Linked DNA regions of Homo sapiens: region 2 is linked to region 1. Evidence: chromatin contacts called from ENCODE Hi-C or POLR2A ChIA-PET data. All regions are on one chromosome and are shown on one strand. The core of a region is the stretch at or near the end of the contact, and the rest is flanking DNA. Distances in the headings are between cores, read along the strand shown. Region 1 holds the start of C9 (complement C9). Region 2 holds the start of DAB2 (DAB adaptor protein 2).

Region 1 (3,964 bases), core at 634-3,133:
ACACCACCCCACCCACCTAATTTTTGTATTTTTAGTAGAGATGAAGTTTCACCATGTTGGCCAGGCTGGTCTCAAACTCCTGGCCTCAAGTGATCCACCCACCTCTGCCTCCCAAAGTGCTGGGATTATAGGCGTGCGCCACTGCACCTGCCCTGCTACAGCATATTTGACAGATTCATACTGTTTCCAAATGTAGCCCACCTGTTATTAGCCAAGACTCACAGGAAGTGTCTTTCAGGCATGGACTCATCCCATGACATAGTTACACGAGTTGTGGCATCCATTCGAATCATCTTATTACTTGGCAGTTCTGCATGGCCTACACTCCACAGCAAGCTCAGGAAAAGGTGAGATCAGTCCCATTGAAGACCTCAAGTTCTCTGCATAAAAAGGAGAGGGGCCAAGAAAGTGGGTGAGAGTAGATACCTTTTACCACAGGTAGGAATATCAGTAGAAAAGGTAAGGCAGTACTGGAGAAAATAGCTGTATATTCTGTCTTCCCTCAGCTCCACCCCTTGCTTTGCTGGTCTTTATATGTGCTAATGTTTGAAATTTGCCTATAAGTAATAATAATACTTATAAAGTCCCTTTAAGAACTATATCCAGAGATATCTGATGTCTTTCTTCTCAAGGTGGTCATCCTCAGTCTCAACCCTGGCTACACGTTAGAATGATCCGCAAAGCTTTTAAAAGCATGGATGCAGGGTCTCATCACAAGTCAATTAACTTAGAGCTGAGCAGACAGCGGGCAGCCATCACTACTGTTCTCAAGAGTCCCCAGGTCATTCTATTTTTGCAGTCAGTGCTTTAAGAGCAGTTGTGATGTCCACATTCTCTGGTGTTCCCAAAAAGGCACTGCTCTTCCCACAAGTGCTGGGAAGCATGAAATGTGAGGGGGAGACTATTTTTCATGGGTAGGAACAAGTTTTTCTGTCTCAGATTCTATCTTGTTGACATGTGTGATGCTGAGATAAGGAGACCACTCTTTCTGGTGGACGCCCTTAATGCCTTCGGGAGTTTACATCTCATTCTTCAAAATGTACCACTCGGCCTATAAGGAAAGCCAGGATTGTAAATGCATTTGCTCACGTGGAAATAACCTACCTAGCCCATTTGCAGATTAAAAAAAAAATGAAGCATCTACGTCTGTGCCATCCTTTCCACTAAGTGCAGTTCTTTACTAACTTTGACTTCATGCCTCCATGAGAAGCATCCACAGGCTTTTTTTTCCCCAAAATTGCATACTCCCTCATCTTCCACCCAACCCCTCGAGTCTTGCAAACTAAGAACTGCTGGGGGTCCTTCATTTTTGTTTCTATTTTTTTGTTTTTGTTTTTGTTTTTGTTTTGTTTTGCCGGAATTTTGCTCTTGTTGCCCAGGCTGGAGTTCAGTGGCCCCACCTCGGCTCACCGCAACCTCCGCCTCCCAGATTCAAGCAATTCTCCTGCCTCAGCCTCCAAAGTAGCTGGGATTACAGGCACCCACCACCATGCCTGGCTAATTTTTTGTATTTTTAGTAGAGATGGGGTTTCACCATGTTGGCCAGGCTGGTCTCGAACTCCTGACGTCAGGTAATCCACCCACCTCAGCCTCCCAACATGCTGTGATTACAGGCGTGAGCCACTGCGCCCGGCCTTTGTTTCCATTTTCACACAGCACTGCTGCCCATCTTAGGGACTTTAGCATTCACAGGCCCATTGCCCCATATCTACTTGTCAATATGAGAAAGCAGGAGGCCAAGAATTACAAAATGATTCTCCTTTGGTTGGACTTCAGTACCCAGGCCACCCAAATTGACAAAAACTCTGAATGCAGACAAACAATGCTTGTTCCCTGTCCTCTGGCCCTTTGCAAATAAATGCCTTACCAGACCTGCCCTGCCACCCCACTCGCAGCCACCCAGCAAGAGCAGCATGTCAGCCTGCCGGAGCTTTGCAGTTGCAATCTGCATTTTAGAAATAAGCATCCTCACAGCACAGTACACGACCAGGTGAGTCAGTTACTTTTCTGCTTGTCTCTGGAAGTTTCCTGTAGGATTAGCATCTCAAGGTCTTCTTAGCAGCAAAGTACATGACAATGTTAATCCACATGGCAATATACAGAGCCCTAGAATCTAAACTTCGAAAAGAGATAAGAAAATACATAGGGTGCATCTTTATGAGTTTTCTGTGGAAATGTGCTGCTGTTTCTGGGGATTTATTTTCAACAAGGCACTCAAATGTTAAGATTGAGGTATTCTTTAAATATCTGGAATTATAAAATAAAGCTTGTTTTCACCAGTGTATGATGAACCTGGGTTTATTAGTGCCTGATGTCTGAGAAGTTTAAAATTAAGGAAATTAATCTTTCCCTCACTCTGCTTCAATGCCTGACACCTTTAACATTTGGATACATCACCCTTTTGCCTCCACATTAGGCAAAGGTTAACTATTTTGTTTCTTTCCCTTGACATCCTGAGTTGTGTTCAGAGGCATGCATTTTGTTTAGGGCCATTTGGGATTTAGGTCATATTTCTTCCATTCCAGAATTGCAGTGATGCAGACCTGTCACTCATGCTTCTACCAAAGATACTTTTTCTCCTTTTTCTCTGATCCTAATCGGAATTGCAAAGCCCATGGCAAGTCATCCAGGAAACAAATCACCCATATAATAAGTTTTTATTGAACAGCTACACTGTACCTAGAAATGGTGGAGGTTAGGGTCACATGAGGCATCCTTCCTTCCATCCTGGAGTCATCAGAGTAGACATCGACCTGTATAATTCAATACAGGATGATCCGTTCTGGGGAGAGTACTGAAATATTCCTCACTTCAACAGTGTGGCTGGGGGGAAATGTCTGCCCAAGCCCTGTTCCTCTGCTCAGACATAACCATAACCTGCTTCCAATTCCTCATTAGTCATTTGACTCTTGGTTTACCCAAATGCTGTTTTGAACTTTGATGCCCGTCTCCAGTACATATTTGCCTGCCTCTTGGCTGCAGTTGGAGGCCGCCATTCAGCCTGGGCTCCACTCAACAAGTGGGTTATTCACAGGGCTGTATCTTTCAGGAGGGGGCACCCAGAGGTGCTACACAGATGAACATGGGCCCTGGATCCAGTGCTCGACCAGACCTTTCCTTCATCCCTCCTCTTTCCATATTATCTGTAAAGCATTGTACCATTCAGGAAATATTTTTGTTTAGTGGGCATCTGGGCACAAAAGGGATTTGGAAAGGCAGTTCCTCCAAGTTGCTTTAGCTCCCTTGAACTTCACCTGACCCTTTCTTAAGCTAAAAAATAATAATAATAATTCAAACAACCCACATTCCTAGATTGCAGCTCCTGCTGATCAAAAATGAGAGGCTGTGGGGAAGCTTTGATTGCTTTGAAGTGCGTACCCCCTGGGTCCTGGCCACACTCAGCTGTTTCAGGGAGGACCGGAAAGCCCCATTAGCTGGACCCCAGCTCCAGCAGCTGCACGGCTGAGTTTGGTTTGGTTTCGTGGGCTCCCATTGCTATGCCCTCTTGAGTTTGCCCCGGTTGCCCTGCTCTGAATGCTCTGTGCTTTGCCCTTTGACGGGGGTTGAGGTCAAAACAGAGTGTTCAGAGCCCTCAGTCATGAAGTGAGACGATTTGTTTGAATAATAGCTAACTGAAATTTGCAAAATAACTTTTAAAATCCTCTGAAGCTAGACTTCCCAGGCTCAGGTCAAGGTGCCTTTACTTACCAACAGTGTCATTTTGGGCGGGTTGCTTGGCCTCTCTGTACCTCGCTTCCCTCGTCTGTAAGATGTGGTTTTATTTATGTCCTGGGACTACCATAACAAAGCACCACAAGCTGGATGGCTTCAAACAAAAGAAATGTATTGTCTCACAGTTCTGGAGGTTAGAAGTCTGAAATCAAGGTGTTGGCAGGGCCGTGCTCCCTCCGATACTCTGGGAAGGGTCCCTCCTAGTTTCTGGTGGTGGCCAGCACTCCCTTGT
Region 2 (4,539 bases), core at 1,463-3,962, 60 kb before region 1:
TCCAAAGTGCCATTTACAATTCAGGAGAAATGACAGGCTTCAAAAGGGGCAGTTTAAGGAAGACAAGAGCAGTAGAGAGGGGGATAGAAGAAGTGATGGAGAAGGAGGAGAGAAAGGATAAAGGATTAGGTCTGTGAGCTAACAGAGGAAAACAGCTTAATTATGGAAGAAAAGACACATGCATAGGATAGGTCGAACAGGCAGAGTTGCTGTGGAAGCACATTCCAGGAAAATCTTAAGAGATTACTTTAATAATAAACCATGCATTCTTCAGCAAGCCATCACGGGATTAACTACCCCTTTCCTAGGCTGGGAGCACAGTCATTTGTTTTATTTTATTTTTTCCTTCTCTCTCACAGGCAGGTTTTCTGCAACGGACAATTGCCATTCAAAGACTATTGTTTTTCAAACATTGAACTGACTTTTCCTCCCCTTAATTTTCTAAACATAAATTTCAGTGGTGATAAGAAAAGACCATTATTTAGGCAGGGTAAATATCTGGGTGGGCTTTGGCGTGATTCTCCAGAGGGAAAGATGTTCATTTTAGACTTGTTGAAAAGTGAACAACTTAGATGAGACAGAGACAATGTTTCACGAGGGATAAAAAGAGTTAAATTTCTTTTCTTTTTTTTTCTTAATGTGAGCAGGACATTGAATTACTGCCAGAAGCAATATCGGTGCCCTAGAGATATAAAAATACAGTTCAAACCAGAATTCTCCACTGTCGACTCTTCAGATTTCTGTGCAAAATAAGAGGTGTCTATTTTAAGTTGTAAGTGTGAGCCCACTGCTCTTAAATGAACTGTTTTCATCAAAGTCTTCTCTTGAAACTACAACTCATAGCAGATGAAATCATTTTCTTCCTCTGGCTTCTTAGACAAATCCCTTCCATTTGGTGGGGTAGAGCAAACATAAGTTAGTATTTCTTGGTAAGAGTCTTTCAAAAAAAAAAAAAATAGAATTGAGTGAGCACTTCTTAGTCTAGAAAATATTACATATTGAGGTTAAAAGAGACACCCATGTCTTTCTAATTATCAAAGTCTCTATTTGCCTGAAGTCAGCAGCCCTTTTTCCAGCTACCTAGCCAATAGAAATGAAACTGGACTTCTAGATTTTAGAAACAAAGCCTTGTGTTCTAAAATGTACTAGAATTACATTTCTCTGCATAAATGTTATAAATAGAATACTATCCTAGGACTAAAATTTGTATACTTCCTGTCATTCACACAAAGTCATTTTTTAAAATAGCAAATTACCTCTGAGGAATATTGAAAACTGCCAGCATGGCCCTCCCTGCCTCCACACCCCTAGGTGTGTCAGGGGATGAGAAATAGTAGAGGCTGGGGAAGTAGAATTCTGGGCCAGCTGTGCTGCTCTGCACCCCTCAGTCTCCCCGAACAACGGTTGTTTCAAGCCTGACCTACTTGAGAGCAGACATTGCCACTCACATTGAGCTACCCCAAATTACACAGTGGCTTTGCAGTCGAGGCTAGGCACGGACCACAAAATATATCCTTGATGTCCCACGAGCCCTATTTGAACCCTCAGTTTCCAGAGGTAAAATGCAAATCCACTGTGTTGCTTACTCGATAAAATCAATAACCCCCTCCCATCCGAGATACAATTTAGCATTTTCACATTTACTACGTGCTGCCTCTGACTTTAAACAATTAAATTTTTTTCTTAAAAAAAGGGAAAAGAGACACGTCTTTCACAAGAGTAATTTCAGAATTCTCCAAAAAGCAACAGAGCTTCTGTGGATGTTTTACAATAATTCTTGATTTTAAAATATGGAGAAAATGAATTCTCAGCTTGTTAACACTCATTAGGATTTGCTGCGGAGTACCTTCTACCGCTCAGCACTCTACGTTAACATTTTTAAATATTTTATTTCTTGCAGTTCATGTTTTTCCTAGAGTTATAGGAAGTGCTATGGAAATTCATGCAGATAAAGTCATGTTATGTGTCTACATATAGGTGTATATACACTGTAAGGGAAGCCTGTATAGAATCTCTGATTGTATCAGAATTATAACTTATTTGATAGGCTACATAGACGTGAACATGTTTTGCTCATATCGATTTCAGAGAGAATATTATTTTTATATCCATATATATGATTATATTTCATAGGTAAATACAGTATGTTTCACATATGCACACATAGATTTCCCACTAACTTAAGCGCATTTGCATCTGCAATGAGGGAGACACTAATTTCTTCTAAGGGGAGCAAATCCAATCGCGCGATCAACTTTAGAAACTGCAGATCTGCGCAGGAACCGTTGTCCCTTGTCAGAAAAGTCAGGAGTAAAGGCAGTCCTTTGTTCAAAGGGCCCCAACGGGTTGGTTAGGATGACTCCGTGTGCCACATCACTCGCAGTGGCAATCCAGGGAACGGATCTGTGAAACGAAGCTCGGTGGATCCCACCCCTTTCCTCCAGAGCTTCCCTTTCCTGTCCTTATTTGCACCCGCCCCCCGCCCGCGTCGGTCTGGGGCTTTTGACTTCTCCCCGAACACATTTCCCCTCCCGTCGCTGGGTCCCTGCGATCGCCCCCAGCTGGTGGGGCTCGCGGAGCTCAGGGGAGCGGGGTCCTCTGCGCCGCTGCAGCGCGAGTTAATAAACAGTTAAGTTTGGAAGACTCTGCAGACACGTTGAGGGGGAGTTACCAAGCCCAGGCAGCAAAAACATCCTGGCACATTCCTGGGGAGTCCTCAGCTGCCAGCATCTGATTAGAACCATATCTCTCGCCGGGAGTGGCCGCGCGGCTCCGAAGCTCCCGGCCGGCGGCTATTTAAGCGAGGCCCGCCGCATCCGCTGCGCTGTAGCCTGGAGGCTCCGGGCGCGGGGAAGTCATGCTCGCTTCACGGAGGCAATAGCTAGCCGGTGAGTAGCTTCGAAACCCTTCTTCCCTCTGGCTCCATTTTTTTTTTAAAGATCTCCTTCTCTCCTTTGCTCCCCCTCTCTCACCCCCCCGCCCCCCGCTACCCTTCTTTGAGTACAGACCTTGGGCTGTGGGGAATCTTAGAAATGAGACCCTGTGCTTGGGGAAACCAGCAGTTTTGTGGCCTGACATCTGAGGAATGCTTCCGCGGAATGTATTTACCTTTCGAATCCGACTCCAGATGCCCAGCTTGTGACATTTAACAAACGCCTCCTTTTGTGTCGTGTGTGTGTGTGTGTGTGTGTGTGTGTGTGTGTGTGTGTGTGTGTGTGTGTAAAAGGTCTGCGGGCAGCCCTCCTAGGACACTGAGGTGGCTGCTGACCGCCTAATTAACTCCTCGAAGGGTGTTTATTTTTGCTGTGTGACAAAGGCTGGGGACCTGGCTTGTGCCCATAAGGAGCTTTTTCCTGGTGACTGACAACATATGGCATTAAAATGTGAACTTTTGTCTTACACCGGCATTCCTAAGGAAGTATCTACCCAAGGGACTTAAGAAACTTGTTTTATATCCCCCGGCGCAGGGAGCATGGTTTATATGGTGCTTGCCTGCCTGTTGTAAGCTGGTTAAAAAGATTAAGTAAGAATTCTAAAAAAGGGGGGAAAAATGAATGGGTTAAAACCGTGGAGCCTCAGTCAACATAGCGGTTTTCATAGCATAGAGCTGACTCTGTTATTTGTTTCTGCTGTCTTTCCCTCTTGACTTAATTCTGAGCCTGGAATTCTGGTCCGCAGACAGTTTCAGCAGGGAGCTGAGTCCAAAGGGAAATTCAACTGGATTAAAAACACTTAAGGAATCTGGGTGTTATCTCCACCCCAACCACCCCCCACCTTTTCCCCTTTCTTTTTAGTTTTTGTTTGGAAGGAAGAGAGCCGCTCTGTAAACCGAGAAGAGCAGAAACAAGCTTCCAGACACATGGAAAGACTTAAAAATTATGGAGGGGCGACTTCACGAATAGTAAATGTTGCTATTGCTCTATAAAGTGACTTCATGAAAAAATTTCTGGCCTTAGTCAGGCAAAGCAGGGGCATGGGGGAGAAGGAGGTAAGATATAACTAATGCAAACAGAAGTAATGGGAGTGGAAAGCAGGCATCTACAAAAAATGCCTTTGAGATGTCTGATAAGCCTCTTGGAATGGCTTTGATGAGATGTATACTTGATTGTCCTTACAGTCTTGAGGTTGGCTTCTCACACAAAAGCACCTACTGGCTGTTGGGGAGGAGGGAGCTTGCAGCTACCAAATGGCTTGTCACCATGCTTCTTACCCCAGCAGCCAGACTTTGGGAGGCTACTTTTCTCTGAGCCAGGTGCCCCGCCCACTCCAGGTTCTGTGTCTCCCCTCTTGGAAGGGAGATGGCCCTCAGTGACACTGTAAGAAAGTTTATTGCCTTGAGAATTCGGGAGTATTTGAGTACAATGGGAAAGTCTTCTAGAGAAAGCATGAAGAAGACCTAGTGGTCTTTGCCAATGTGGATTTCTGGGACAGACCACTTCTTCCAAATCCTTAGTCAGTTTCCTCCTAAGGCCAACTAAATTCTTTTTCCTGTTGTTGGTGAATAACTTCCCCCTTCTTTTCCCACTCCCAGCTGGAAGG

What was found. A loop is a pair of places that touch in the nucleus more often than their neighbours do. ChIA-PET counts read pairs that join two places held with the same protein, here RNA polymerase II (POLR2A). Pooled maps may share reads with other maps.
Region 2: a loop to region 1 is called in a map of endothelial cell of hepatic sinusoid, with 4 times the contacts of the local background. The contact joins the promoter of DAB2 here to the promoter of C9 in region 1. A Hi-C loop is called at or near these places in 22 of 168 maps with a recorded cell type or tissue (CD14-positive monocyte, Caco-2, HepG2 and 17 more) and 16 of 50 pooled maps. POLR2A ChIA-PET finds 5 or more read pairs at or near these places in 17 of 52 experiments (A549, AG04449, AG04450 and 13 more).

Annotation. Positions count from the first base shown.
Region 1 is chr5:39,362,414-39,366,377 of GRCh38, reverse strand. C9 (complement C9) reads left to right here and starts at 1,883. Exons shown (of 11, transcript NM_001737.5): 1 at 1,883-1,990. The coding sequence starts at 1,914.
Region 2 is chr5:39,423,153-39,427,691 of GRCh38, reverse strand. It overlaps DAB2 (DAB adaptor protein 2), which reads left to right and starts at 2,712. Exons shown (of 15, transcript NM_001343.4): 1 at 2,712-2,888.